Linked DNA regions of Homo sapiens: regions 2, 3, 4 and 5 are each linked to region 1. Evidence: chromatin loops called from intact Hi-C (ENCODE). Cell type or tissue: K562. All regions are shown on one strand. Each heading gives the region's core, and the rest is flanking DNA. Links, peaks and the distances in the headings are about the cores only. Region 1 holds the start of METTL2B (methyltransferase 2B, tRNA N3-cytidine). Region 2 has its middle 5.5 kb from the start of GARIN1A. Region 3 has its middle 15 kb from the start of IMPDH1. Region 4 has its middle 55 kb from the start of METTL2B. Region 5 overlaps KCP (kielin cysteine rich BMP regulator).

What was found. Peaks named below come from ENCODE experiments on the same cell type or tissue, not always from the same donor. Only the 100,000 strongest peaks of a DNase experiment are listed, where the experiment ranks them.
Region 2: a loop joins it to region 1, with 7 times the contacts of the local background. A loop is called at or near these places in 6 of 110 quality-filtered maps.
Region 3: it touches region 1 in a loop (3-fold over the local background); 39 of 110 quality-filtered maps call a loop at or near these places.
Region 4: a loop joins it to region 1, with 4 times the contacts of the local background. A loop is called at or near these places in 35 of 110 quality-filtered maps.
Region 5: a loop joins it to region 1, with 6 times the contacts of the local background. A loop is called at or near these places in 65 of 110 quality-filtered maps.

Annotation. Positions count from the first base shown.
Region 1 is chr7:128,472,912-128,478,959 of GRCh38, reverse strand. It overlaps METTL2B (methyltransferase 2B, tRNA N3-cytidine), which reads right to left and starts at 2,212. Exons shown (of 9, transcript NM_018396.3): 1 at 2,085-2,212; 2 at 1,787-1,878. The coding sequence starts at 2,194. RefSeq lists enhancers at 1,936-2,105, 2,326-2,375. In K562, for the core only: CTCF peaks have their summits at 2,151 and 4,526 (motif pointing left); DNase peaks (open chromatin) are centred at 1,678, 2,219 and 4,563; H3K4me3 peaks cover 1,658 bases.
Region 2 is chr7:128,663,743-128,669,861 of GRCh38, reverse strand. No RefSeq gene overlaps it. Among named protein-coding and RNA genes, the nearest start is that of GARIN1A, 5.5 kb to the left of the region's middle. In K562, for the core only: CTCF peaks have their summits at 812 and 3,486 (motif pointing right); DNase peaks (open chromatin) are centred at 865 and 3,481.
Region 3 is chr7:128,422,293-128,428,411 of GRCh38, reverse strand. No RefSeq gene overlaps it. Among named protein-coding and RNA genes, the nearest start is that of IMPDH1, 15 kb to the right of the region's middle. RefSeq lists a silencer at 2,361-2,520. In K562, for the core only: CTCF peaks have their summits at 924 (motif pointing left) and 2,449 (motif pointing right); DNase peaks (open chromatin) are centred at 928, 2,471 and 4,471.
Region 4 is chr7:128,528,617-128,534,735 of GRCh38, reverse strand. No RefSeq gene overlaps it. Among named protein-coding and RNA genes, the nearest start is that of METTL2B, 55 kb to the right of the region's middle. RefSeq lists silencers at 2,632-2,751, 2,862-3,411. In K562, for the core only: no CTCF peak of the experiment used is centred there; DNase peaks (open chromatin) are centred at 2,355, 3,045 and 3,545; H3K4me3 peaks cover 2,735 bases.
Region 5 is chr7:128,877,467-128,883,585 of GRCh38, reverse strand. KCP (kielin cysteine rich BMP regulator) reads left to right here. Exons shown (of 40, transcript NM_001366122.1): 30 at 1,570-1,649; 31 at 1,861-1,960; 32 at 2,501-2,589; 33 at 2,865-2,967; 34 at 3,058-3,200; 35 at 3,501-3,673; 36 at 3,757-3,868; 37 at 3,963-4,064; 38 at 4,864-5,028; 39 at 5,796-6,102. Among named protein-coding and RNA genes, the nearest start is that of SPMIP1, 14 kb to the right of the region's middle. In K562, for the core only: a CTCF peak has its summit at 3,350; DNase peaks (open chromatin) are centred at 3,365, 3,649 and 3,812.

The DNA of each region.
Region 1 (6,048 bases), core at 1-5,000:
ATTATAGGAGTCTAAATTCTGTTTGAACAATCAACCAGAGAACTTACTATCTATCAAGTGTCCTCCTACATCTTTGGATGACTTTTTTTTCTTTTTGAGACAGAGTCTCGCTCTGTCACCCAGGCTGGAGTGCAGGGGCGCAATCTTGGCTCACCACAAGCTCCACCTCCCGGGTTCATGCCATTCTCCTGCCTCATCCTACTGAGTAGCTGGGACTACAGGCCCACGACCACGCCCGGCTAATTTTTTCTATTTTTTAGTACAGACGGGGTTTCACCGTGTTAGCCAGGCATGGTCTCAATCTCCTGACCTCGTGATCCACCCGCCTCAGCCTCTCAAAGTGCTGGGATTACAGGCATGAGTCATCGCGCCCAGCCAGATGACTTTTAACTATTAAAAAATCCTAGAAGTAGCCAGGTGCAGTGGCGCATGCCTGTAATCCCAGCACTTTGGGAGGCTAAGATGGGCGGATCACGAGGTCAGGAGATTGAGACCATCCTGGCCAGCATGGTGAAACCCCATCTGTACCAAAATACAAAAAATTAGCCAGGCATGGTGGTGCACACCTGTAGTCCCAGCTACTCGGGAGGCTGAGGCAGGGGAATCGCTTCAACCAGGGAGGAGGAGATTGCAGTGAGCTGAGATCGCGCCACTGCACTCCAGCCTGGTGACAGAGCGAGACTCCGCCTCCAAAAAAAAAAAAAAAAGTATGGACAGTTTAAATGAAGGCTGTTTTTAAGGTGATCATGACAGTCCCAGATTTCAGTTTACTGCTCTTGCCAGTTCAGGGGGCCTTGACTAGTGTAGTAGAAAGAATAAAAACCTAACAAATTGAGCAGGACGGTGACAATGGAAGTTGGAATCCACTAAGAAGTGTGTTAACAACTCACAACTCACCTGCTGAATCAACCAAGACTCCCTAAGAAACAGGATTTTAGTTCCACTACTGCTACTACTGACTGCTTACCTCTGGGAAAAGCACTTAATGTCCTGTGGTCCAAGTGTCTTTAACTATAAAAAGAGAATATTGAACCACATGATTTTCAAAATCCCTTTTAACTATTAACTTGCTTTGATCTAGTTGCTGTCAGACTATGCAGGGTGAATGTTTTGTAACTGGAACCTTTTTGTTGTACAGAACTCTTTCAGCAGGTACTAAATTTGTAGTGCTATCTTCAATTGTCTGGAACAATCAGTCCTAGTTTTACTATCTAGGGATATTTTGCAGTGAAATCATCAACCTCTCAAGCAGGGGCCTCCTTTTCTTTGGCCAGACTTATCTCCACTCTGCTGCATCCACCTTTCCTTGACTGAAGCCCTAAATTCTCATAACCATCACACAAGTAATAGACACACAGTCACCAGTCATTAGCCCCCCTCCCAACAATATTTAGAATCTAATCACTTAAATGAAGCTTCAATGGAAACATCTCCTCATGGAAAATGCAAATCATGTAAAAAGTACAGGTTCTAAGATGATCGCGTGACCACACAGTTGTCATTGGCTAGCCATATCAACGTGGATCTACTCAACATAATTAAAGACAAAATTACCCTCCTCCAAAGTAAAACTATATATTAAAAAAACCCTCTACGACTTAAGATTTTGTTACAATGCAGCCCTTTTCCCTCCTTGCTCATCCCCTCCCTGTCCTGCTCTACTCCTGAGATCCGCATCAGGCCAGGAATAAAGGATGTGGGCGGCCGCGGTTCCCTGGCCTCTCCGGGAGGGCGCGTTCGGCAGTACGCTGGCTGTTGATACCAACGAGAGCCCATTTAAGCGCACCTTGTTTCTCCTGGCACACCCGCTGGATACTGTTCTCCTGGACTTTTCTCTCCGCCGCCGCGGCTTGCTCTTCCGACCACTCCACATTGTCCCTGAGAAAATCAAACGGGCAGCTTAGGGGCTTCACGTCCTGGCTGCGAGCAGGGTGAGTCGCTGGCCTAGGAGTTTCTCTCCCCTTGGAGAGTGCCTCGGGTAGGGCAGCTTGACTCGTGGCCGGCGGTCAGGGGCTTTTCGGAATGCTCCGAGGCGGCGGGACAGACGGCCAGCGACAGGCCGGGCGAGGGGGCAGGGTGATTACCAGGCATTGTGGTGGAAGACGCGCGCCGGATCGCTCAGGAACCGGCTTCCGAACTGCTGCCTCTTATCGGCGAGGATTGCAGGTGCACCTTCAGGGTAGGAGCCGGCCATGACACCGGAGCCGGAAACACTTCACTTTCCGTAACGCGAGAACTTCCTGCGGGCCACGCCCTCTTTCAGAAGACGTGGAGTCTGGGCGGGAAAAAGGGTGGCGGGACAGGGCGGTCCTGGAGTCTGGTCCGGGTGGCGCTCGGGAGCTGTCGTTTGGGGCTTTCCCAGGGTTGGCGAAGGGCTCTCTAGGGAAGGGGACCAGGCAGGGGGAAATTCTCCCCGGAGGAGTCGTATCTCATTGATGAGGTGCTGATGGACGTGCAGGTTAGGCAGAAAGTGGGAGACATTCCACTTGAGGCCCAGTTCATTGCTGGGATCCTCTTAACAGGTTCCCCAGCTTCCCTCAAGTTGTAAAACAGGAATAATCTTGAATCATTATAAGAGTTGAGGCTACCTAGTTCCACTGCGGAGCCGATGTCCAGAACTGAAGAAGGTAGCAAGCAGCGGAAAGAAACAGGGCAATTTCCAGCTTCTATAGTCAGCTCTTCATAGTGTGGGTGTATATGTATACACAGTGTGTATATATATTTTGGTTGGGGTGGGGGAGATGGATATATGAAATTAGAGAACACGAGGCTTAGCAAATCAAATGGAATATCCAAGGACAATTTTTTTTTAATTATAACCATCTAACCTTTTTGAATCATCCATATTATATTTATTATAATTATCCTTATTAGCACAATTAAGATTGTAATACACACATACAGTTTGTCATAGTAATACATTTCAGCCTTACATTTCTATTTCTAGATCTAATACAAATAGACTCTCAAAAGAATCTAGAAGAAAGTATGTTATAGACATAAGGTTATTTGAGAAGACTTCCAAGAGAAGCATGATGAATACCACTTGGAAAAGAAGGAAAGGGCAGAGACCAAACAAGGACCAGCCCAATATCTCTTGGACTTTATTTAATGTCATAATGTCAGAATAAAGGGAAAGATGAATTTTTTTAAAAAAGGAAAGGGTTAGTGCAGTGCTAGACATAGCACATTGGTAATTAGTACTTTTTTTTTTTTTTTTTTGAGACGGAGTCTTGCTCTGTTTCCCAGGCTGGAGTGCAGTAGCTGGATCTCAGCTCGTTATAACCTCCATGTCCTGGGCTCAGGTGATTCTCCTGCCTCAGCCTCCTGAGTAGCCGGGATTACAGGTGCGCGCTACCACACTCGGCTAATTTTTGTATTTTTAGTAGAGATGGGGTTTCACCATGTTGCCTGGGCTGGTCCTGAACTCCTGACCTCAAATGATCTGCCCACCTCGGTCTCCCAAAGTGTTGGGATTACAGGTGTGAGCCACCGTGCCCAGCCAGTAATTGTTTATTCCATTGTAAATTCTTTCTGTAGGTAAAACTACAGGGAGCAATGAATGATTCTATACTTTTCCTCCAAAGAAATGGGAACAAGCTCTAAGCCTCTCTAATCAGGAAGAAAAATACACAAGTTAATCAAAAAGATAGTAAAGAAGTTGTACTTCATTTGAAGACAATATGCTTTTGCCATTCTTGTGGTCTTTGGAAACATTTTGAACACAAGCTCCATACCCAGAAACAAGTACAAGGAATTTTTATCTTTTCTCAAGGCCAGCTGTTTGCAGATATGGTGGTTGATTTACATTTATTTCTGGCATCTTGTTTTCTCATCTGTGGGCTTTTATTCTCCCCTCACTAAAAGCTGTTAGTGTTCCCAATCAACAGTCCCACTGGATATTTTCTTGCAGACAGCTCATTGTCTTCACTTGAATTTACTATATTAGTTCCAATGGAGACATTTTAAATGTCAAACAGCTTTGGCCTTTTTTCTATGAAATGTGCTAAAGTATCCTAAACTTAATTTTATTTTTTATTTTTATTTATTTATTTATTTATTTATTTTTGAGACGGAGTCTCGCACTGTCTCCCAGGCTGGAGTGTAGTGGCGTGATCTCGGCTCACTGCAAGCTCCCTACTTCCCGGGTTCACGCCATTCTCCTGCCTCAGCCTCCCGAGTAGCTGGGACTACAGGCACCCGCCACCATGCCCGGCTAATTTTTTGTATTTTTAGTAGAGATGGGTTTTCACCATGTTGGCCAGGATGGTCTCAATCTCCTGACCTCATGATCCGCCCACCTTGGCCTCCCAAAGTGCTGGGATTACAGGAGTGAGCCACCGCGCCCGGCCTAAACTTAATTTTATACAATTATATTTGATTGGCCTGTAAAACCTATTTTTCGAAGCACCTAAAATAATTTTGCATAAGTTTGACATGGCTGTGAGTTCTCTGGTGTCAGACTTTATACTGGATTGTAGCTTCAGAAACGCCACGTTTCAGAGGAACTAAGGGTCCCTCTGGTGGTAAGTAAGGAGAACTCTTATAGCTCAGTGGGTGGCATGGGTTTAATGCTTGTAAAGGTTAAAAACTCTCATTCTGGATTATTGCCTTAGGTTGTTAGCCAAGGACAAGGGTAGTTAATTGTTTTTTTTGTTTTTTTTTTGTTTTTTGGTTTTTGTTTTTTGAGACGAAGTCTTGCTCTGTCGCCCAGGCTGGAGTGCAGTGGCATGATCTCGGTTCACTGCAAGCTCCACCTCCCGGGCTCAAGCCAGTCTCCTGCTTCAGCCTCCAGAGTAGCTGAGATTACAGGCCACCGCCACCACACCCGACTAATTTTTGTATTTTAGTAGAGACGGGTTTCACAATGTTGGCCAGGCTGGTCTTGAACTCCTGACCTCAAATGATCCGCCTGCCTCAGCCTCCCAAAGTGCTGGGATTACAGGCATTAGCCACCCCACCCGGCCTTTCTTCTCCTTTTTTTCTTTGAGATAGGGCATCACTCTGTCACGCAGGCTGGAGTACAGTGGCACGATCACAGCTCACTGCAACCTCTGCCTCCCAGGCTCAAGTGATTCTCCCACATCAGCCAACAGAGAAGCTGGGACTAGAGGTTTGTGCCACCATACCCGGATAATTTTTGCATTTTTTGTGGAGACAGTGTTTTGCCATGTTGCCCAGGCTGGCCTCGAACTCCTGGTCTTGAGCAATCCTTCTGCCTCGGCCTCCCCAAGTGCTGGGATTACAGACATGAGCCACTGCACCTGGCCTGTGTTTTCTTATTGCAAAATAAATTTTTTATTATAGAACGTTTAGAAGATATCGATAAAACAAAAGAAAATACTTCTTCCCACCATTAATTTGACTCATTAATGCTTTGGCTTATATCATCCTAGTGCTTTCTAATTTAGTTATGTAAGTGACTTTACATTAAAATAGTTTCAGAACAAAATGCTTTGTGCTTTTTTTTTTAAACAATTACATTCATCTGGCCGGGCACGGTGGCTCACACCTGTAATCCCAGCACTTTGGGAGACCAAGGCGGGTGGATCACGAGGTCAGGAGTTCGAGACCAGCCAGACCAAGATGGTGAAACCCCCATCTCTACTAAAAATACAAAAATTAGGCTGGGTGTGGTGGCTCACGCCTGTAATCCCAGCACTTTGGGAGGCCGAGGTGGGCGGATCACGAGGTCAGGAGATCGAGACCATCCTGGCCAACATGGTGAAACCCCATCTCTACTAAAATACAAAAAATTAGCCAGGCGTGGTGGCACGCGCCTGTAGTCCCAGCTACTTAGGAGGCTGAGGCAGGAGAATCACTTGAACCTGGGTGTTGGAGGTTGTAGTGAGCCGAGACTGTGTCACTGCACTTCAGCTTGGGCGACAGAGCGAGACTCCTCACACACACACACACAAATAATAAATAAATAAATGATAAATAAATAAAATTAGCCGGGCACGGTGGTGGGTGCCTGTAATCCCAGCTACTCGGGAGGCTGAGGCAGGAGAATCGCTTGAACTCAGGAGTCGGAGGTTGCAGTGGGCT
Region 2 (6,119 bases), core at 549-5,548, 190 kb before region 1:
TGAAAATTGGCACTTCTGGCTGGGTGTGGTGGCTTACACCTTTAATCCCAGTACTTTGGGAGGCCAAGGAGGGAGGATCACGAGGTCACGAGTTTGAAACCAGTCTGGCCGATATGGTGAAACCCTGTCTCTACTAAAAATACAAAAATTAGCTGGGTGTGGTGGCATGCGCCTGTATTCCCAGCTACTCAGGAGGCTGTGGCAAAAGAACCATTTGAACCCGGGAGGCGGAGGTTGCAGTGAGCCAAGATTGTGCCACTGTACTCCAGCCTGGGCCACACAGTGAATCTCTGTCTAAAAAAAAAAAAAGAAAGAAAGAAAAAGAAAATCGGCACTTCTTTTTCCATTCCAGGCATCAGCGAGGTAGGTGTAAGAGCTGGTGTTCAGGGCCGGGCGCGGTGGCTCACGCCTGTAATCCCAGCACTTTGGGAGGCCGAGGCGGGCGGATCACGAGGTCAGGAGATCGAGACCATCCCGGCTAAAACGGTGAAACCCCGTCTCTACTAAAAATACAAAAAATTAGCCGGGCGTAGTGGCGGGCGCCTGTAGTCCCAGCTACTTGGGAGGCTGAGGCAGGAGAATGGCGTGAACCCGGGAGGCGGAGCTGGCAGTGAGCCGAGATCCCGCCACTGCACTCCAGCCTGGGCGACAGAGCGAGACTCCGTCTCAAAAAAAAAAAAAAAAAAAAAAAGAGCTGGTGTTCAACAGTGACCCTATTGTTTTTGTGGTGGGGGCCTTTGCCTAGAGCAAGGTCAGTGTGGAATATACAGAGAAGGATGGTGTCTAGCAGCAACTACCTCCTTTCTGCTGCCCTCATCTGTGCAAAACTTATCACAGCCTTTGAAGAAATGGTGGGGGGTGCCACTTGACAGTAATAGGACATTATTCTGAAGCCAGAAGCTGTAGACATCATGTCCCTTGAGGCTATTCTGAGCTGACTGCTGAAGATGACCTTCCTGCACTGAGATTGTAGGATTTGGGGAAACCAAGGCTGTATATTTGCTATTGTTTATCCCATACTGTTCTTGCAAACAAAACAAAACAAAATAAAAATTTACTGGGACACCATTGCCATGGTACCAACTTGTTCCCTTTACCTGCTATCTCCTATCTTTGGTACCGGACAAGAAACTTTCACCCAAGGACTTGCTCTTCAGGTTGCATCAAGTTGAAGAGGGATGAAGTATTAGTTATCCTTCTCAGAATGTCCTTCCTAGACTATGCAGGACAACTACCAGGCTCTCTTGCCTTGGTGCTTATTCAGCGAGCAAGCCAATGGGTCAAATCATTCTTTCACATCTTTTAAACTCTCAAGACACACACCGTGGCTGTCAAGACACACATCTGCCTGTGACTGAGGCTCAATCTCCTAGCACTTCTCTTCTCATCAGGGGAGACACGTGCTTCTCACTGGTGTTTCCCTGAAGCTGTACCATCAGAAGCAGCTTATATCTTATTGGCTTATATCTTCCTAAGACTTGATCATTAGAAGTGGAAACTAACATTTATCTTTTTAGCATACAAAGTTTGTAACACCAGAAATTCAAACCTTCAAAGTTGTTACTTTTGCTTTCTTATAATAGTACTCCCTATTCTTGACATGTTTTTCTCTTTTCCTTGTAAAAGAAATAGGAAATTTCTTTGACAATGTTTGCAGCATATAAACCAAAAATTTAGATGACAAGAACATCAGCATGACCCCAAGTGCTAGAGTACCTCATTTATTTATATGTTTATTAATTTTTAATTCTTAACCTCCTAAAGTCCATCATTTACTTTTAAAATAGGTTTTTAAGTAAGTAAGACATTTACTTTTATTTTACATTTTACTTTACTGCAACATTATTTGCAATAGCAAAAGACCAGACGACTTGAATATCCACCAACAGGGCACCACTTAATTAAATTATGATACATCTGTATGATGTAATGTTAGGCCATTCATAAAAAGCCCACTTTATATGTACTGATATAGAATGATCGCCAAGATTATTAAACTTTAAAAAGATGCAGAACAGTGTATATAGTATGCTAGCACAAGGATATATATCCATATATACTTGAACATGCACAGACAATTTTGGGAGGAGAAAAAAGGAAATGCTAACAGTGATGGCCTTAGGACGGGGAGGGGGCAGGGATTGGTATCTTTGGTGAAACAAAGACTTACTTTTCACAGAATACCTCCTTTTTTGTACTATTTGAAATATTTTTGTACTATTTGAAATATTTACCATGGGCATGTATTTCTTATTTAAATAAATAAACTTTAAAGGTGTTAAAGAAATTCCCTATGTGCAGCTCTACAAATATTTACTGAGGAGTAAATATACACAAAGTATGGTAGGTATTAAAATAATCATTACTGGCTCTAAGAGTGGTCTGATCAGAGTTGTGGACATGTAGATGACGCTCATTTGGAGATAACTGTACTTCTTGAGATAGAAACGTATTTAAAGAAATAATGGCTTAAAAATTTCCAACTGTAGTGACAACTATAAATGTACAAGTCCACAAAGCTCAATAAACCCCAAGCAGGATAAACACAAATAAATCCTTATGAGGCACATCGTAATCAAATTGCTGATAGAAAGAAAACCTTAAAAATATCCAGAGGAACCAAGATAAGAATTACAGCAATCTTCTTGCTCCAACTGTTGAAGCCAGAAGGCATAAACATCTTAAGATTGCTGAAAGAAAAAACTGCCAACTCAGAGAATTTTATGTTCAGTAAAAATGTCCTTTAAAAATAAAGATGAATGTCTGGGTGTGGTGGCTCACACCTGTAATCCCAGCACTTTGGGAGGCTGACGCAGATGGATCACTTGAGGCTAGGAGTTCAAGACCACCCTGGCCAATATGGTGAAACCCCGTCTCTACTAAAAAATACTAATAAAGGAGAAAGTTTATTTTAAATTAGTAGTTCATGGTGCATCCCTATAGTTCCAGCTACTTGGGAAGCTGACGTGGGAGGATTGCTTGAGTCCAGAAGTTCAAGTCCCACCTGGCCTGGGCACCATGTTGAGATTCCCATCTCTAAAAAAAAAAAAAAAAATTTGAGGGGAACTAAAGAATTTTTCAGCTGGGTGCGGTGGCTCATGCCTGTAATCCCAGCACTTTGGGAGGCCGAGGTGGGTGGATCATAAGGTCAGGGGTTCGAGACCAGCCTGACCAACACGATGAAACCCCATCTCTACTAAAAATACAAAAATTAGCCGGGTGTGGTGGCGCGTGCCTGTAATCCCAGCTACTCAGGAGGCTGAGGCAGGAGAATCGCTTGAACCCGGGAGGCGGAGGTTGCAGTGAGCCAAAATCGCGCCACTGCACTCCAGCCTGGGTGACAGAGGGAGACTCCATCTCAAAAAAAAAAAAAAAAAAAGAATTTTTCAGACAAATAAAAGCTGAGAAAAATTGTTTCCAGTAGACCCGAACTACGAGAAACACTAAGAGTTCTTCAGGAGGAAGAAAACCACCACCAGATGGCAGCTTAGATGTACACTGATGTAACGACTAATGGCACTATTTTTTTTTCAACTTGCTCTTTTCTCTTAAACATATTTTTGAGATACTTTTTTAAGGATAGTCTTTCCATGGCACTAGTGAGACATTTTTAAAAGCCCTTTGTAATTTTAAGCCATTGATGTTTTGAGATTGTTTATTACCTCAACTTAACCTAGCTAATCCTGTCTGGTAACAAGAAAAAATTCTTGAAAGTAGAATTGCTGTGTGAAAGGATGTATATGAGTTGGGTGTGGTGGCTCACGCCTATAATCCCAGCACTTTGGGAGACTGAGGTGAGATTGCTTGAGTCCAGGAGTTTGAGACCAGCCTGGGCAACACAGTGAAACTCCATCTTTATAAAAAATACAAAAAATTAGTTAGGCATGGTGGTGCATGCCTTTGGTCCCAGCTTCTCAAGAGGTTGAGGTGGGAGGATCACTTGAGCCTGGGAGGCAGAGGTTGCAGTGAGCCAAGATCACGCCACTGCACTCCAACCTGGGCAACAGAGTGAGACCCTGTCTCAAAACAAATAAATATTTTTTTTAAAAGAAGAGTGTATATGCTGATGGATACTACTGTGATGAACTTCATAACAAGTATACAAATTTAAATTTCCACCAACAATGTTTGAGAGTTTGTGCTTCTCATAAATCCACCATCTCAGTATGTCATAAAGCTTTTGAACTTATCAGGCTGAAAGTTTTTAAAATGATATCTCAATGTAATTTTAATTGGGCATCTCTTCATTTATCTCATTGGTTTTTATTCTATGAATTTTTAATTCATAACATTTGCCAATTTTTCTATTAGGCTATTAGTCTTTTTCTTATCTATTTTATAGGCAATCTTTTTATATTGCAAAGACTGAGTTGTCATTTTTTCCTAGTTTTTTATTTGTCTTTGAATATGTTTACTGTGTTGTTGCCTTGTGGAATTTCTTTTGGTAGTTAAATTTATCAATATTTTCATTTATGGCTTTTGGATTTTTGTATGATATTTTGACAAAGTTTCCCCATTCCAAGGTTATACAATCATTTCCCCATGGTTTCCTGAATGACTTTTACGGTTGTTATCTTTCTATTTAAGCCTTTAATCCATCTAGATTTTTTCCTGGTGTGTGATGTAAAGTCTAGAACCAATGTGGTTGTCTGTATTTCCCCAGATGGCTATCAATTGTCCAGTGTCACTTATTGTATAGGATGTTACATCTTTCACCACTGATTTGAGATTCATTCATTTAACAAATGTTTATCAAGTATCTACTATATATGGTAGGCACTTTCCTAGATGCTTGGGATAGATCAGTGAACAAAATAAAAAGGCTACGTTTATGCGAGGGGATTCCAACAATTAAAAAAACACAATAAATAATCGCATAGTGTGTTAGGAGGTGGTCAGTGCTATAGAAAGAAAAGAAGAACAGGATGAGGGGGACCAGGAATGTTGGGGATGGATGTGGTGGAAGGCTGTGCTATTAAATAGGCTGGTCAGTTTAAGCCTCATTGAGATTCATGAGGACAATACCACCTTTCTCATAATCAAAAGTCTTAACTATAATAGGCCAATTTCAGAATTTATTTTACATTGCTTTCATCTGTCTATTCACACTCTGGTACTACACTGTTTTAAATATTGAGGATTTATAGTATTTCCAAACTTTACCAGGTTAGTTTGAAGGAAATAATGTTTTCTTTTTTTTTTCTTTCCACAGGTGTTATCTCATAAAGGAGATAATTTTTAAGGTATGAAATTTGAAATTTTTTTTTCTTTTGGGGCACAGTGGCTCACTACTATAATCCCAGCACTTGGGGAGGCCAAGGTGGGTGGATCACCTGAGGTCAGGAGTTCAAAACCAGCCTGGCCAACATGGTGAAACCCTGTCTCTACTAAAAATACAAAAATTAGCTGGGCATGGTGGCGCAGGCCTGTAATCCCAGCTACTCTTAGGAGAATCGCTTGAAGCCGGGAGGTGGAGTTTGCAGTGAGCCAGGATGGTGCCACTGCATTCTAACCTGGGCAACAGAGTAAGACTCCATCTCAAAAAAACAAAAACAAAAACAAAAAAACTATGGAGTTAAACCAATGAATTTTTTTTCTTTTGAATAGCAAGGCATTGCATATTTGGCAGGTTTTTAAAAATTGTTTGCAGCAATAGAAGTAATTGTTTACAATTGGTTCCTGTTTCTGACTGGATAAAACTCATAGTAGCAAAAAAACTTTCACAATAACAGCTCCTGAAAAGTTGAAGTTGGTCATAAAATAAATTACTAATTTTAAATTCATAAAAGAAGTACCTGACTATAACTGCCAAACATGAAGGTATCAAAGTACTAATGTACTCATGTCCTTGTACAACTGACCTGTATCAGAGTGCCTCATTTTCAAAATTAGGACTCTCTCATATTTCTACAATTTCCAAATGCATTATCAATTTTTTCATTGTTTTTGAAATCCGAAGAATTTTTAACATGACTGTAAAAGTATTTAAGGATATTTATATCTTCAAATGTTACAAAATTATTATTATTAAAAACAAACATAAAATAAGGTAAAAAGGAAATGAATAACATTAATATCCATATCTAATCACTGGGATTATACATTCACAGTGCAGGCCA
Region 3 (6,119 bases), core at 529-5,528, 51 kb after region 1:
TTTGTGCTTATTTAATCAGCCAAGGTGTTGTGATTGTATGTATATATGTATGTATGCATGTAAGTATATCTGCATTAACAATATGTTTGAGACTGAGGATGGTGTATAGGCAGTCTGGTGGTTGCATGTGTGTGTGTGTGTGTGTTTCACACCTACTTGCACACTTGTGTCCCCTCATGTCTTCAGGTCTGTCATGGAAGTGAGGAGGGGAGAAAGGGAGAGAATAAACTCTTAACAGAGTACCTGTTCTAAACCAGACACTTGATGATTTTTAGCTTGTTTAATCTTCACAACAACCCTGTAGTGTAATTTTGTCATCCAGCTTTACAGATGAAGAAACTGAGATTCAGGGATGTTATGTAATTTGTCAAAGGACATTGTGCTCACTTATGGTCTTGACAGTAGTGTTTAATTTATGTCTGCTCTGTCATTTCCAGGTTGACCCCTAACTCAATGCTGAGGGTTTGGCATCCAGGACAGGGCACAGAAGAAAATCACTGATTGAGCGCAGTTCAAAGAAATGGTTAAATATTTGGGCTCGGGTCAGACTGATCAAATCCTACTTCTGCCCCTTTGTCATGTGGCCTCGGCATTAGGAAGGTGCCCTTTGTGTGTCAATGCCTTTAAAAAAAATACCACAAATTTACCTTCAAGTAAATTGTTAGGTCCAAACAACTTAATAAGTATTTATGTCCTAACAACTTGGCTATTTAAAAAGATAATGCACATAAATAGAAAAAAAAATTGTTTCTTGCTTAAATTACCAGTTACTTACTAATGGGATAGCTATGCCTATTGGGCACTGTACTACTTCCCCAACTTGGGAATCAGATTGACCACCACCACACTGATATCCTATTCCATGCCGATTTTCAGGCTGAAAAATCCAGTTTTGCAAAGATATTATGTCATTAGAAGGAATGCATCGCCATCTACTGTAAAAATGGTGAACTACCATAAGCTAACACAATAGTTCCCTTGGTGCCCGGTCTCGGCTCACTACAACCTCTGCCTCCCAGGTTCAAGCAATTCTCCTGCTTCACCCTCCTGAGTAGCTGGGATTACAGGCACCTGCCAGCATACCTGGCTAATTTTTTTTTTTGTATTTTTAGTAGAGACGGGGTTTCACCATGTTGGCAGGCTGGTCTCGAACTCCTGACCTCAAGTGATCCACCCGCCTTGGCCCCCCAAAGTGCTGGGATTACAGGCGTGATCCCCCACACCTGGACTTTCCTTGATATTTTTCAAATATCATGTGGAATCTCTGTGAATCCATTGTGGAGACTTGGAACACCTTAGTGAACAGTTTGGGAATTGTGGTATTAGGGGCTATCTAAGGTCAGCTGGGCAATTTACGTATCCTATCAGCACGTGGCTGGTATACCTAGCTGATGGGATTTGTGAGGAGGTTTAAATGAGAAGGTGTTTATAAAGCCCCCACACATGGCACTTGGTGCTGTACATTAGAAACACCTGGAGGAGCTAATGAACCCACAGATGTCTGGAACTCCACCCACGGATTCAATGTAATTGGTGGAGGAGGGGCCCAGATAGGAGAGTTATTTAAGAACCCCAGGAGATTTTAGTGTGCAGCAAGGTTGAAAATCACTGACCTACCACATAGTAAATAGAATATTGTGGAAATAAAGGTAATATTTTTATTATGGTTAGGAAGAAAGAATGCAAACCCCATATCCAAAGGCCTGGGTTCTAGAACTTCTTTCCCATTTACTGGCTGTGTGCTCTTGGGCAAGCCACTTACTGTCTCTTAACCTTTATTCTTCCGTGTACAAGGAGGATAATCATTTGTGTCTCATCTTAAGTCACAGGATTATGATGACATGTGAAATAATGAGTGTAAAACTGTCCTTTTTTCCTTTTTTTTTTTTCCCCCCAGACAGATTCTTGCTCTGTCCGACCAGGCTGGAGTGCAGTGGCCCGATCTCAGCTCACTGCAACGTCCACCTCCCGAGTTCAAGCAATTCTTCGGCCTCAGCCTCCTGAGTAGCTGGGATTACAGATGTCCCCCACCACGTCCGGCTAATTTTTGTATTTTTAGTAGAGACGGGGTTACACCATGTTAGCCAGGCTGGTCATGAACTCCTGACCTCATGATCTGCCCACTTTGACCTCCCAAAGTGCTGAGATTACAGGCGTGAGCCACCACGCCCAGCTGAAACTGTTCTTTAAACTGGGTAGCCTATACCAATGTAAGGCAATGTTGAGGAGTAGATGCGGCCTCTTTCCTCAAAGAGAGATCCAGAAAGGCTTCTGAAAACCCAAGACACTTGAAGACCATTGTCCTCTAGCAGTCTGAACACCATGGAGAGGCCCACAGCTGTGAAGACAGAAAGGGATGGCCCCGGTTCTACCAGGGCCCCATTCCAGTGAATGAAGGCAAAGAGCCTGCCTGAGCAAGGAGTCACTGCAGTACTGGAGAGTCCCAGAAGGGGGCAGTCTTGTCTCAGCACCCCCCGACATGGATTCAGGTGCAGCCATCCAAGCCAATTTGCTTTGAAAAAGTTTATGTGACTGTTTACAGATTTAACTTATTTTTATTAGCCACTGTACCATGGTACACAAAGTAATTACAAACTCAAGATTAAAATTAAGGCCATGTTGTAAAAACTAAAAAATTAAAGCTAATTTTTGTTTTTTTTGAGATGGAGTCTTGCTCTGTCGCCCAGGCTGGAGTGCAATGGCACGATCTCGGCTCACTGCAACCTCCACCTCCCAGGTTCAAGCGATTCTCCTGCCTCAGCCTCCTGAGTAGCTGGGATTAGAGGCGCCTGTCACCACGCCCGGCTAATTTTTGTATTTTTTAGTAGAGACAGGGTTTCACCATATTGGTCAGGCTGGTCTCGAACTCCTGACCTCAGTTGATCCGCCCGCCTCGGCCTCTCAAAGTGCTGGGATTACAGGTGTGAGCTACCGCGCCTGGCCTAAAGCTAATTTTTAATGTGCTTAAGGTTCTTCGGTAAGAGAGTTTAGCAAAACAATTTCTCTAGATTTCTTCTTTTTAATCACCATTTTGTCTTTGATTATGACATCTGTATTCATACTAGGCTTATATTTCATCCATGCAAGTTAGGTGTGCACATGTAATGAAAACAATAACAATGAAATCATTCCAATAGTTAGGAGATAAAACACTAGTTTTAGTGAATTAACAATAATACTTCATCCTTTCACTCTGAACACAGCCCGAGGTCAAGTGAAACCAAGTCTCAGGCTGCCAGAGCTCATGTCTGCAGAGTGTGTATGAAAATTCTCAGGGCAGCTGTTTGGCTTCAACTATCATGGTAATAATAGCTTTATGAAGCAACTGCTATGTGCCAGGTGTTTACTTAATATTAATAAACTGCTGTTCCTCATAGCATGTTAACAGAAGTCACTATCATCCTCATTTTTCAGAGGAAGAAACAACCCAGAATGCCTGTCCATGGTCATATAGCTAATATGGAAGGAACTAAGGGTTTCAGCCAGGCTTCTGTCTGCCAAGCTCATGGACATTCACCACATCACTCAGCTAGTCCCCATAACTTTGGCCAAGGGACTCTCTGGGATCTACTCCAAAGCCTCAGGCAGGACTATGGAGGAATATCTTTTCCCACAGCTCCCTGCTCCATCCCACATGATTTGCCCTACAGCATGATGAACCTCAGGTCCAGGGGGGTACCTGCCACCTACTCCCAGAAGTGGAATTAGGGCATGGCTGCAATAAGAATATGAATCCAAGGAATGGAGTAAGGGGCATAAGAGTTGGATTTCCAGCCTGTTTGTTGCTGGACTTAATGGGAACTATGTTTATAAACCATGTGGGCTCTTCCTGAATCTAGAAGAAAGGACAGCTGAAGGGCCTGTGTAGTTGCTGGGCCTCTGCACCCAACCAAGGCTTTCTGTGGCAACTGTGAAGAGGTTGTTGAAGATCCTGGATGGGATTAATCTTTGTAATAATGCAACTCTTTATGGTCGGGCACGGTGGCTCACGCCTATAATCCCAGCACTTTGGGAGGCTGAGGTGGGCAGATCACGAGGTCAGGAGATCAAGACCAGCCTGGCCAATATGGTGAAACCCCATCTCTACTAAAAATACAAAAATTAGCTGGGCATGGTGGCATGCGCCTGTAGTCCCAGCTACTCAGGAGGCTGAGGCAGAAGAATCACTTGAACCTGGGAGGCGGAGGTTGCAGTGAGTCGAGATCGTGCCACTGCACTCCAGCCTGGGTGACAGAGTGAAACTGTGTCTCAAAATAATAATAATAATAATGCAACCCTTTATAAGCACCCTTTTCACTTAGTGTTGCCCTGCATCTTCTAAATCATCAACAGTAATTAGTAATACACATGGTACACATTAAAGCTGTTCACCAAATTTTTCCTCCTCTCTGCCTTCTGGCCACTTGAAAGGATTGTATTCCCTGGTCACTTGTGATTGGGTGTGGCCATGGACTACAGTAGTTGTGGCCAATGGGATTAAGTGGAATTGATGGTATCACTGCTGGCCTGGAGCATTTTATTGACTTTGTGAGACCTTCAGAGCTCTCTTCCCCTCTGCCACAGCTAATGGCACGGTTCCAGATAGTGATTGCTCCATCAGCCTGGGTTTTAGAGTAGCCCCATCTGACCCACAATGGACATGCAGAGTAAATGAGAAATGAATTTTTGTTATGTTATGCCAGTGAGTTAGGTTTTTGCTGTTCTTACTGCAGCATAACCTAGGCTATCCAACTGGTAGATTGGATTTATTAGCCACCTGGCACTGTGCTCTCAGTTAAGGTGGAGTAAATGAATCATTTAAGGAGCAGTAGGTGTGGTAGAAAGAGAATGGATTGGCTGGGCTCCGTGGCTCATGCCTGTAATCCCAGCTCTTTGGGAGGCCGAGGTGGGTAAGTCACCTGAGGTCAGGAGTTCGAGACCAGACTGGCCAACATGGTGAAACCCCATCTCTACTAAAAATACAAAAATTAGCCGGGTGTGGTGGCGGGTGCCTGTAATCCCAGCTACTCAGGAGGCTGAGGCAGGAGAATCACTTGAACCCGGGAGGCAGAGGTTGTAGTGAGCCAATATTGCGCCACTGCACTCCAGCCTGGGTGACAAGGGTGAAACTGCGTCTCAAAAAAAAAAAAAAAATAGAATAATGACTTGTGTTTGTGTAGTTGTTGACACGTTTCAAAGCACTTTTAAGTAACTTACTTCATTGGTTACCTCACCTAGCATTTAATATATTCCACTGCAATGACAATCTTCAGAAAAAAGGGTGTAAACCACTAGGAAACTGAGGCCGAGATGTGACAGGGTCAGGGCCAGGGCAGGGGAAGCTGACACACTCATGCAGAGGGGCCCTGCAGAGAGAGAGCTGCTGCAGAAGCCTCCATCTGCTCACGAGGCCTCCTTCCTCCCGCCTGCCAATGCCAGGATAGGTGCCAGGCCTGGCTCCCATGCCAGCACTCAGGGACACAGTGGCATAGTAGCTATGCATGCAGTGGGCTTGTCACACATATCCCACCCCAGACCCTCCCCTGCTGGCTCAGGATGCTAGGGGCCACAGACATTTGCTCTGTTGCAGGTCGGTGGTGACAGAAGCTTTCTAAACCTCTTCCTAAATCCGCTCTCAGTCTGAGGAGAATCCTTTTTGATATTGTTGGCTAGAAATTGAACAGGACAGTATCTCACAGCATGTCAAGACTACAGGCCAGGTGCAGTGGCTCACGCCTGTAATCCCAGCACTTTGGGAGGCCAAGGTGGGCAGATTGCTTGACCCCAGGAGTTCAAGACCAGCCTGGGCAACATAGTGAGACTGTGGCTCTACAAAAAAAAAAAAGTTTTTAAAATTGCTGGGAATGGTGGTGTGTCCCTGTAGCCCCAGCTACTTCGGAGACTGAGGTAGGAAGATCACTTGAGCCCAGGAGGTTGAGGCTGCAGTGAGCTGTGTTCGTGCCATTGCATGCCAGCCTGGGCAACAGAGGGAGATTCTGTCTCAAAACAAAACAAAACAACAAAAACAAAAAAGACTGCAGATACGAAGTCCTTTTCTCTTTTTTCAGTGTATGCAGGGAGAAGAAGTCCTAGGGCATCCATTCTCCCTCTCTCTCTCTCACACACACACCCCCTACACA
Region 4 (6,119 bases), core at 425-5,424, 55 kb before region 1:
TTTGGGAGGCCGAGGCAGGTGGATCACCTGAGGTCAGGAGTTCGAGACCAGCCTGGCCAATATGGTGAAACCCCGTCTCTACTAAAAATACAAAAATCAGCTGGGCGTGGTGGCGGGTGCCTGTAATCCCAGCTACTCAGGAGGCTGAGGCAGGAGAATCATCACCTGAACCCAGGAGGTGGAGGCTGCAGTGAGCCGAGATCACACCATTGCACTCCAGTCTGGGTGACAAGAGGAAAACTCTGTCTCAAAAAAAAAAAATCAGTAGCTCATACGTTCACACATCTCAAGCCCAAGTAATATGATCTTGGACCAATGAAGCTTTTAAATAAAATATTGTAAATATACTTTGCGTACTGTATTAAAATCAAACATTTTACACATTGTAAAATCATCCTATGAGAGCAGAGGGGTGGACCAGTGGGTACATAAACATGCATAGGAAACTATAACATTGCTTAACTTCATACGTGCCCGTTAATGGGGGCCTAATCTAATATTATGCTCCTGCAACAAAAATAAAAACTAAGAAGGAAGAATGAGAAGAGCAACAAACCAGTCTGGGGGTGCAACCAGTAAAGAGTCTGCAGACTTCACAGAGGCCAATGTTTCAATACTCTGCCATGTAACTACCTCCAAAGTCCAATGTAACAAAGCTATGCAATGCCTTGTAATTTTCTTTCTGAATGGCTGACAAATTTTAACAAAATATGGCATAGAATCTATACACACATCCTGTTAGTTTCCTTGTAACAAGAACCATGAGAAACCTCTCCTATACCAGAAAGGAAGAAGAAACATATATTCCCATAAAGAACATTTTCAAACCTACCATGTTAAATGACTACTGGAATGACTAGTAGGATCTAAAAGTTCACTGAAATTAAGACCCAAATCTTCTCCCCTGCAAACTATCAGAAGGGCCTACCCAAACTGCTCTTAATCATTTAAAAAATGTGTTTAAACTAGAATATGAATAGTGTTCATTATCATCATTTTACTCACCTTACTAACACCTACTCCAGTAAACCTGGCCTCTAATAATTCCTGCCGTCGTGGGTCCAGGCTATGCAATTCTTCCATTATTTCTACTGAAAAAGAAAGAGTAGGCTGTGAAACCATAAACACTAAAATGTGAGGAGGCAATTTTTTGTAGAACAAAACTCACAGTAATTATTTCACTGAAAGATCAAATGCAGGTAAATCTCAAGTAAATATAGCATACAAGTGGTAGACTACTATGTGCTGCATCAAACGGTAATATATTGAAAAGTTTTAAAGCAGCTCAGAAGTCCTCTTCTATGACAGCCACTTATTCTTCCCTGGTTCTGATTTGATTTTAACAGCAAAAATAAACCCCTCAAACCCTTCACATAATCTCTGCAAAAGTTGAGCACAGGGGAAAGAACAAAACAAGAACTAGCCTGCAAAAAGAAAATTCCTTCTATCAGCCTTCGAATCTAGCTAAGTATCTTCAGATATTTATTTCCCACTCAGGAAGTAGTCCTTAAACTAAAAATATGAATCATTGACAATAATTTCAAAAGAATACAGGATGAATCAGAAGCTACAAATAACTGCAAAAACACTATTATACAGCTCCTTTCTCTGAAGAGCTCACAGTAGCTCATGAGAAAAGGAATTATTTTAAATTTAATAGAGAGCCCATGGTAAAACCATCCACCTCCATTCACTCAGTAAATTAATATAGCTCCATAACAATCCCTTTAAAAAATCTTTTTCTGACCACTCCCTGCATTAGTTTTCTCTTGATTCTGGACATCTGCTTTTAGCCCTTCTTCCAAGCAGGGAGGGGCAGGAGGACACCATTTTTAAACTTCCATAACCAATTAATGCACAGGCTACTTTCAGCAAATATGTCCATCCTTTGCAAGAGACCAACTCCTACACAACCCATTGAAAACCTCTCTTTAATATTAACAGTGGAAAAGAAACATATTACATAGAACCCCTTCGAACACATTATTAAGTAGTTGGAATGGTTGGTGTGATTTTAAAGTTACTGAAAAGATGAATCGAACATTCTCCTCTGCAATCCAACAACTCTACAATCTCCAGTAACAACCCCCTTACAAGTCCTTCAATTTCATTTCCCTTCCTGGATTGAGAGCCTGGGGCAAAGGGGAATGAAAAGGTGACAAATTAAAGTTTCACCCACACATGCAAGTGCAGGTTAGAGAGAGAATTAGGAAATTCTCAGAAAGGCTGAAATGCATCTTCGCAAAAAGAAAAAGAAGGAAAAAAAGAGACTGGGAGAATGAGTTTCCCCCGTGGCCTTCCTTGCGTCTTGCCCTGCCCTAATCGAGGTCGAGGTCGAGGTCGGAATGGCAGAGGCTGCAGTCTCTCCCAAACCCCAAGGTCTCTCGCAACACTTACCAAACCTCCATTCCCCAGGCCCGGCCCGGAAAATGACGCCCCGGCGGTTATTCCGTTTAATGCCAACTCATGTTAAGGAAATAGCCACTCCGTCTAATTCCAGCGGGGCCTTGGACTGGGATCCTCCCTGCAGCCCACAGCCAGGAAGCAGGAGCGATGGGGCCTGGTCCCGGCGCCCCTCGCCGGCTCCAAACTTTCCCCAACTCCAGGCCCACCTGTCACGGAGGAAGGGAGGGCCGGCTCTCGGGGGCGCCCGGGAGGCTGCCGAGGCCTCCAGCTGCCGAGGGGCCCCAGTCTCTCCTCCGGCCGCCGGCCCCAATCCCAGGCCGGGGCCGCCTGGGCCTCCCCCATCTTCTGCCCGGCCCCTCAGCGACCCGCAGCCCTCAGGGAGCCCCTCCCGCCTCAGCGCCCAGGAGCTGCGGTCCGGAGCCGACACCGAGCTGGGCCCAGGTCGCAGGCTCCTCAGGCCAAAAGGGTCCCCGGGACGGTTAATGCCCCAGGCCTGGCGCCCTCCCCCGCCCGGGGCTCAGCCTCTCACCTGCCGCCGCCGCCGCTCCACGCTCCTCCCGGGAGGGGCCCCGACCCGACCCGGCTGCGGGCCGCTCCGCTCTCCCCCTGGGCAGGCCCGGGGCGGAGCCGGGGCCTCCCCTGAGCGCCGCAACCCCCCGCCCGGGCAGCAGCCGCCTGCGCCGGGCTCCACGAAAGGGCGGGCGGGGGAGGGGGGGCACGAAGGCCGCAGATCCCCGGGCTCGCGTACAGAGCCAGGCGCCCGACGCGGGCGCGGGACCGGCCTCCTGGCGCTGGACAAAGGCCAAGGGAGGCGCAGAAGGGCCCAGGCCGGGCCAGGAGGTGGGGGCCCGCTCGGCTGGGGGCCACTCGGGTGCGGCGCGGAGGGCCGGGGTGGGTCGGAACCGCTGGTGCCCAGGACCCGCCTCCGGCCCCTTAATCCGGATCGGTTCGGTCCGGATTAGTACTGATCGGTGTAAACACACTAGTGAAACCGCGTGTTTCCTCGCGAGATTTGCACGGCTGGGAGGCAGGGGGGGTCCTGGGGGGTGGGGGAAGCGCCGACAGTGGGAGAGGAGGGGGAGGGGACGAGGAAAGTGCGGAGTGGGGGGGGTCCCCGCTGCCCCGGCGCCCCGCCTCCTCCAATCAGCGGCCGCGCTGCCGGGCAGGGGTTAACCAGGGCACCCCGCGCCGGCTGAGGAGGCCGCACCTCGCCGGACGGCTGAGGGCGGGCGACGGGCGGCGCCGGCGGACGGGCCGCGACGCCAGGGAAGGTCAGGCGGCCCGGGGCGTCCTGCGACTGCCCGAGGTCGGAGGCCCGGAGGACCCGCCGCCGCCTTTGTGTCACCAGCCCCCGCCCCGCTGGACTGGCCCGGGCCGGGGCGGTTGGGCCGGCGCTGAAGAGGCTTGGCCGCCCGGGTCCACCCGTTCCCGGATCCGCCTCGGCGGCCCCCGCGCCCGCCCAACCCCTGCCCAACCCCTCGGCTCCGCGAGTTTGGGTGAGAAGTGCGGCGGCTTTTCCCAGGGATGGAGTTTAGAGGACGCTAATCCTATGTGCGAGCGGCGGACCCCGCCCGGATTTCCCGGAGGCGCCCGGTTAGTGAGGCGACGGCGCCCACCCGCGTTCGCGGGCTCCCGACCGCCACTCCCCGGAGCCGCCGGCCCGCCCCAGCCCCGCGCGTCGCCCCGGAGGGCGGGCTGCACTCCCTCCACGCACCTGGCTGGCAGAGCGTCTCCAGGGACAAAAGGTGCCCTGGCATCAAAGCCGAGCCCCCGCCCCCGCCGGGATGCTGCCCTCCGGAAGGAGGGGCGCTGCCCCCAAGGTACTCTCCCCGGGCACCCAGGGGGAGGTTCCATTTCAACCTCCGATGAAAAACACGGCCCTCCCGGGTATTTAGGAGGGTCTGAGGGTAAGTGCCAAGATGGAGAAAACACACCGGCCCCTCACAGAGTATCTCCTGAGGAATGACAACTATCTAGTGGGCAAGGAGGGCTTCCTGCATAGCAGAGGGCACCCCCTCTGATCCCCCAACGCCAAGGGAAAAAAATCACTCTTCACCGGCTCCCCTGAGCCAGGACAGGCTCCAGTGCAGCCACCCACCTTATAATTTTCCGCGGATGCTGCCTTGATCAGATAGATCTGAAGATGACTTTAAGGACTACAAGCAAATCTCAAGGGAAAAATTCAGACCTTGAACAACAGCCTTGAACTTTTTCAGGGTTAGACAAGTACTCCCCTGTGGAGTTTCTGCCCTTATTTCTTCGTTCTTCTGTTAATTCTTCCATATTTTAACAGAACACAGACCTGCCGAAACGACACAGGATGGCGCTTTGCTTTTTGTTAGTTCTCCAACCTTCCAAACCCTTGGGGCACATGCAAGCACTGTGGAAAAACTCCATTAAACCAAGAGTCATCTTACTCCAGATCCCAGACTGCTTGGGAAGTTGGACATGCATATTCCCAAAGAGAACAGTGTTGGAAGGAGACAGGAGAGCAGCTCGGGGGTTGGGGGTAGAGGGTAGGAAAAGAGGGCAAGATGGATGACTACCACTCGAGGCCAGCCTCCACTGCCTGTTAGGGCAGTAGAACCTAAGAGCCGGTCCAAGGCAACACAAAAGACAGTGAGGCTAGGTCTTTCATTGCAGCCAACGATCAAGAAAGCAACTCCATCAAATGACACTGTCTTTTAAAAAAAAATTTTTTTTTTGAGACAGAGTCTCGCTCTGTCGCCCAGGCTGGAGTGCAGTGGTGCGATCTTGGCTCACTGCAACCTCTGCCACCCGGGTTCAAGCAGTTCTCCCTGCCTCAGCCTCCTGAGTAGCTGAGATTACAGGCACGCGCTACCAGGCCCGGCTAATTTTTTTTTTTTTTGGTGGAGTCGAGGTTTTGCCATGTTGGCCACGTTGGTCTCGAATTCCTGACCTCAGGTGATCCGCCCATCTCAGCCTCCCAAAGTGCTGGGATTTCAAGCGTTAGCCACCGCGCCCGACCAAATGACACTGTCTTAAATGATTTAATGTCTTAAATCGGGAAAGGAGAGTAAGAGAAAGCACTCAACGGAGTCAGAGGTGTCTTGCAGCCTAGCTCTTTCCACAGACAAGCTACATGGGCCTATCATCTAACCTTTTCAAGCTTCTCCGACTGCTTCTGTGTTGGAGGGATTTGGGCTAGAGGATCTTTTTATTTTTTTTTATTTTATTTTGGTGACGGAGTCTCTCACTGTCGCCCGGGCTGAAGTGCAGTGGCGCAATCTCAGCTCACTGCAACCTCTTTCTCCTGGGTTCACGCGATTCTCCTGCCTCAGCCTCCCAACTAGCTGGGATTACAGGCGCACACCACCACACCTGGCCTATTTTTTGTATTTTTAGTAGAGACGGGGTTTCACTATGTTGGCCAGACTGGTCTCGAACTCCTGACCTCGTGATCTGCCCACCTCGGCCTCCCAAAGTGCTGTGATTACAGGCATGAGCCACCGCACCTGGCCTGTGATCCCATTTTTCAAAGTAATTAGGCTGGGTGCAGTAGCTCACGCCTGTAATCCCAGCACTCTGGGAGGCCAAAGCGGGTGGATCACTTGAGGCCAGCAGTTCGAGACCAGCCTGGCCAACATGGTGAAACCCTGTGTCTACTAAAAATACAAAAATTAGCTCGGCATAGTGGCACGTACCTGTACTTTCAGCTACTTGGGAGGTTGAGGCAGGAGAATTCGCTTGAA
Region 5 (6,119 bases), core at 676-5,675, 400 kb before region 1:
CTCCTGGATTTAATAGTTGTTTACCTAACACAGCCATTTTACATTTGTTGTGGAGGGAATTTTTTTCTGTTTCTGGTCCTATACCAACACTGAAATGATAACCTACCTTTGCAATACAGGTGAACGTTATCCTTACATAGAAAAAACAGGCCGAGGTTGGTAGCTCACGCCTGTAATCCCAGCACTTTGGGAGGCCAAGGTGGGAGGATCACAAGGTCAAGAGATCGAGACCATCCTGGCCAACATGGTGAAACCCCGTCTCTACTAAAAATACAAAAATTAGCTGGGCATGATGGGGCATGCCTGTAGTCCCAGCTACTCGGGAGGCTGAGGCAGGAGGATAGCTTGAACCCGGGAGGCAGAGGTTGCAGTGAGCTGAGATGGTGCCACTACACTGCAACCTGGCAACAGAGCGAGATTCTGTCTCAAAAAAAAAAAAAGAAAGAAAAAACATACTTTTTTTTTTAATGATAATCCTATTTTCTCCAATTTGGTTTTTTTATTTGGGTTTTGGTTTTTTTGAGACGGAGTCTCGCTTTGTCGCACAGGCTGGAGTGCGGTGGCACAATCTCGGCTCACTGCAACCTCTGGATTCGAGGGATTCACCTGCCTCAGCCTCCCGAGTAGCTGGGATTATAGGCATGCGCCATCAAGCCTGGCTAATTTTTGTATTTTTAGTAGAGATGGGGTTTTAACATGTTGGCCAGGCTGGTCTCGAACTCCTGACCTCAGGTGATCCACCCGCCTCAGCCTCCGAAAGAGCTGGATTACAGGTGTGAGCCACCTCGCCGACTTTTCTGTTTTTTGTTTGTTTGTTTGTTTGTTTGTTTTTTATGGTGGTAAGACACTAAAATGTACAATCCTAACCATTTTTAAGTGTACAGTTTGTGGTATTAAATACGTTCATAATGCTGTGCAGTCATCCCTGGCATCCATCAGGGAGGGCTGCTCTGATCAACACTTGCTAGGGGGTGCTTCAGGGGAAGGGAAGAAGACTAACATTGATTAAGCACCTGTTCCATGCCACAGACTGTACTTGGTGCTCTTAATAAAGTCTCTCGCTTCATTTTCATAGTTACCCAGTGAGGGAAGTATTATTAATCTCTTTTTACAGATTAAGAAACTGAGGCTCAGAGAGGTGGATTAATCCAACCTAATAAGCACAGGCACTGAGTGCTGGCATCAGGATTCGAACCCGGGATGCCTGGCTGTGTGCTTCCCTGCGCAGTTGTAGCCACACTGTATTACAGATAGCGGGAGGGAGAGCAGGCCGCAGACTGGCCATTTTTAGTGACCTCAGGCTAAGGAAGCCATGGTTGGTCTGTTTCCAGTCACCTTGCACCCCCACCCGGCCCCAAATAATAGCCTAGCAAAGTTTCTTTTAAAACGTGTAAACTTGACTGAATTGAAGAGAAAGAGGACTTATCCTCCCTGGAGTCAAGGTGCTGGGATATGGGTATGCTCAGGAGTTCGAGTTAGAAACCTGGGGACACAGTGCATGGGGACAGCTGGGATTTCCAGCCCTGTGCCCCTCTTTCTGTCCCGCACTCTGGATTCTTGTCTTCACAGAGGCCTTGAGTAACTGTTCAGAGGGCCTGCTGGGATCTGAGCTAGCCCCACCAGACCCCTGCTACACGTGCCAGTGCCAGGTGAGCCCTCCTGCCTTGGGGACTCACAGAGCCCCTCTTCTTCCTTCTCTGTGGGCTGTGGCTGCCACTCCTCTCCCGCAGCAGCTCCAGGGCTCTCCATTCGCCCTGACATTTGCCCACTTGTCCTGACTGTCACATCCTGCCTATGCCTTACTCCTCCACCAGCTCCCTGAGATCTGCCATTCTCTACCTCTTGTGTTCACATGGGCAGGACCTGACATGGCTCTGCATCCACCAGGCTTGTCCTGAGCTCAGCTGTCCCCTCTCAGAGCGCCACACTCCCCCTGGGAGCTGCTGCCCCGTATGCCGGGGTAAGTGCCCAGCCTTGGCCTCCACCCTCAGAGAGGAGCCCAGGGGGAACACAGGAAGGGGAGGCATTCATGGGCCAAGCGGGCAGCCCAGGGTTTGTACTCGGTTTCTAGAACAGAATGCAGGGTTCATTCTTTTCTAGAAATGGAGGGGGGCTGTTCTTGAGGTGGAGAAGAGACCCATGAGGCAGGGGGAAGCTGGGATGAAGCCTAGATTCTCAAGGTCTGGCCTGATGCCTGTCAGGGGGCTCAGGATCCCCAGGCCCATGAAGAGGGCATTGCACTGCTGAGCGGGCAGCTGGCCCAGAGTGGGGTTCCAGCCTCTGGCCCTTTGGGCTCCTAGGACCCTAGAGACATCCTGAGCTCTGATGTGAGGCCTGATGTCTAATAGGCCCTGTGGATATTGGCTGAAGAAATCAACACCATCAGGGTGGTAGGGACACGGAGTGGGTGCTTTCCTGCCGTGAAATGCTGGGTAAGCTCCAAGGAGGGAGGATACAGCAGGAGGGACAGTGCCTGCCCATCCCATGTCTCCCCCCTCAGAATGTGTGGTGGAGGCCGAGGGCCGGAGAGTGGCAGATGGAGAGAGCTGGCGGGACCCCAGCAATGCGTGCATCGCCTGCACCTGCCATGTGAGCTGGGGTGGGCCTGGGAGGGTGGAGGATCTCGCAGATGGATAAAGGGAGGAGTGTCCAACACTCCACCAGCAGATATGGGGTCTTTAAGGGTCAGGGGCATCCCTGCACCGGGGCATGGAGCCGAAGGCTGGATTTCATTCCCCTCTTGAACTGTGAAGAATGTATTGTGGGAGGGGCAGGCAGAAGTCCATGCCCAGAGGCCCCCAGAAGCATGAGGCTGGGGACTCCGGCCCTGCAGAAAACCCCAGAACAATGATGTCTGTCCTCAGCGGGGCCATGTGGAGTGCCACCTCGAGGAGTGCCAGGCCCTCTCCTGCCCCCATGGCTGGGCGAAGGTGCCCCAGGCTGACAGCTGCTGTGAGCGATGCCAAGGTGCGCAGCCAGGGTGATGGGGGAGGGGTAAGCCAGACCTTCTGGGCATGTGGGAGGAGCAGCTGACCCTCCCAGCTCCTATCCCTTCAGCTCCCACCCAGTCCTGCGTGCACCAGGGCCGTGAGGTGGCCTCTGGAGAGCGCTGGACTGTGGACACCTGCACCAGCTGCTCCTGCATGGCGGGCACCGTGCGTTGCCAGAGCCAGCGCTGCTCACCGCTCTCGTGTGGCCCCGTGAGTGCCGCAATCTAAAATGGTGGGGAGGGTCAGGGTGGGGGCACATGGTACCGCCATCCTGGTGTGACCAGGCATCAGAGAGGGAGGCTGGGCTCCTGCCGCCAGCTGGGAGCTGGGGACAGTGCTGTTCCCAGTGCGACCACGATGTGGTGCCCTGACCTCACTCACAGGGAGCCTGGGAGCCAGAGTCCTGGAGATCCCTGGAGACTCCTGGGAGATGCTTGGTTTTCTGGGAGGGTCTGCGAGAGGCATGGCGGGGAGGGCGGTGTGTCTGACAGTGTCTGGGGCTGAGTGCAGGACAAGGCCCCTGCCCTGAGTCCTGGCAGCTGCTGCCCCCGCTGCCTGCCTCGGCCCGCTTCCTGCATGGCCTTCGGAGACCCCCATTACCGCACCTTCGACGGCCGCCTGCTGCACTTCCAGGGCAGTTGCAGCTATGTGCTGGCCAAGGACTGCCACAGCGGGGACTTCAGGTGTGCATCCCCTGTCTCTCTTCTCCCCAACCCCTACACCCAGCCCTGCTGACCATTGGCACCTGGGACTTTCCTGCCCACAGTGTGCACGTGACCAATGATGACCGGGGCCGGAGCGGTGTGGCCTGGACCCAGGAGGTGGCGGTGCTGCTGGGAGACATGGCCGTGCGGCTGCTGCAGGACGGGGCAGTCACGGTGAGCAAAGCCGAGGAGTGGAGGAAGGTGGATCCTGTGCTGTCCACCCATGTGCCTCGACATCACCCCTCCTCCCACCTCCTTTATCCTCCAGGTGGATGGGCACCCGGTGGCCTTGCCCTTCCTGCAGGAGCCGCTGCTGTATGTGGAGCTGCGAGGACACACTGTGATCCTGCACGCCCAGCCCGGGCTCCAGGTGCGGCTCCAGGGCGAGTCTGGGTGGGCTGCCTGCTGGGAGCTTCAGTCCTGTTTAGGCCTCTGTATCTGTAGAGGGGGTGGGGATGCCAGCTACCTCCTAGCCAAAAAAGGCAAGGAGTGGGGTACAGGGGTGTGAGGGGAGGTGGATCAGGGTCAGAGATCTCCCCAGGCAGTCAGAGGAGTTCTGAGTTCTGAGCCCGATTTCTAATCTCGGCTCAGCCTCTTAAGCCACCACCAGCCTCCTCTGGGCCACAGATTTCTCGTCTGTAAAGTGGGGAATGGGAAGGGTCAGTGGCAGTGGGGAGGATGTCAGCTGAAGTCTCCTGGGGGGGTGTCTCAGGTTCCTTCCAACTCTCATGTGGAAGAGTAATTTGCCCCCTGCCCCCAGCAGGAAACACAACTCGTAAATTCGTAGAATAAGGGTGTACACTTCTAATCCGGACCCTAATTGTGCTTTGTCCTCTGCAAGGCCCGAATGCCCATGAGAAAGTGAATCCCCGGAAGGGGGTTGCATTTCACCTGGGGCCCAGTGCAGGGATGGCAGCAGGAGAAGGTGCCCTCATGCAGGAGCTGTGGGCAGCTCCTCCTGTCATCTGTCTTTGCCCAGGGCTGGCACAGAATGTATCCACTTGGCCTTGGCCAGGGTGGTGTTTCTTCCAAGGGGAGCCTCCACCTGTCCATTCTCCTCCCCTACAGCACTGGCCGCACTGAACACAGTGCCTGGGGCCATGATGGACCCTGGGCTTCTTAAGGCCCCTGTCCTTCCCTGCTCCCCAGTCTCAGGCCTCTCCACACAGGTGCTGTGGGATGGGCAGTCCCAGGTGGAGGTGAGCGTACCTGGCTCCTACCAGGGCCGGACTTGTGGGCTCTGTGGGAACTTCAATGGCTTTGCCCAGGACGATCTGCAGGGCCCTGAGGGGCTGCTCCTGCCCTCGGAGGCTGCGTTTGGGAATAGCTGGCAGGTGAGTGGTACAGGAACCGGGGATGGGGATTAGGGGAGACGCAGCTGAGCATGAGTCTCAGAGCAACCCTCTGGCATGGAAAGCAGGGAAGGGGGGCGAAGTCACACAAGATAGGCTTTTGGGCTTTCAGGGAGGTGTGGGGGCTTCTTGCCTGTCTTGGTGCTGGAGAGGTAGGGTGGCTTGTCAAAAGAGGCCTCATTGGCCGGGCAGGGTGGCTCATGCCTATAATCCCAGCACTTTGGGATGCCGAGGTGGGTGGATCACCTGAGGTTGGGAGTTTGAAACCAGCCTGACCAACATGGAGAAACCCCATCTCTACTAAAAATACAAAATTAGCCCAGCCTGGTGGTGCATATGCCTGTAATCCCAGCTACTCGGGTGGCTGAGGCAGGAGAATCACTTGAACCCAGGAAGTGGAAGTTGTGGTGAGCTGAGATCGTGCCACTGCACTCCAGCCTGAGCAACAAGAGCAAAATTCTGTCTCAAAAAAAAAAAAAAAAAAGAAGGCTTGTTACCTGAACCCTCAAGCCTTGCTTTGCCACTCACTGGCTGTGTGACCTTGGACAAGTGCTGACCTACTCTGGCCTTGGTCTGTCCTTCTGTAAAATGGGGACAAAAAGAAGGTAGACAGTACTTCATTTGCTGTTCTTTTAGGGAGGTTTTGGGGACTAAAGCAAATGACTGGGTGGGAAGTGCTTTGAAGAGCACGGCATGCAGAGGCCAGCTGCCAGTGGTGCTGTCACGTCAGGGCTGCTCTCCCCACCCAGGTCTCAGAGGGGCTGTGGCCTGGCCGGCCCTGTTCTGCAGGCCGAGAGGTGGATCCGTGCCGGGCAGCAGGTTACCGTGCCAGGCGTGAGGCCAATGCCCGGTGTGGGGTGCTGAAGTCCTCCCCATTCAGTCGCTGCCATGCTGTGGTGCCACCGGAGCCCTTCTTTGCCGCCTGTGTGTATGACCTGTGTGCCTGTGGCCCTGGCTCCTCCGCTGATGCCTGCCTCTGTGATGCCCTGGAAGCCTACGCCAGTCACTGTCGCCAGGCAGGAGTGACACCTACCTGGCGAGGCCCCACGCTGTGTGGTGAGGGGGTGATGCCC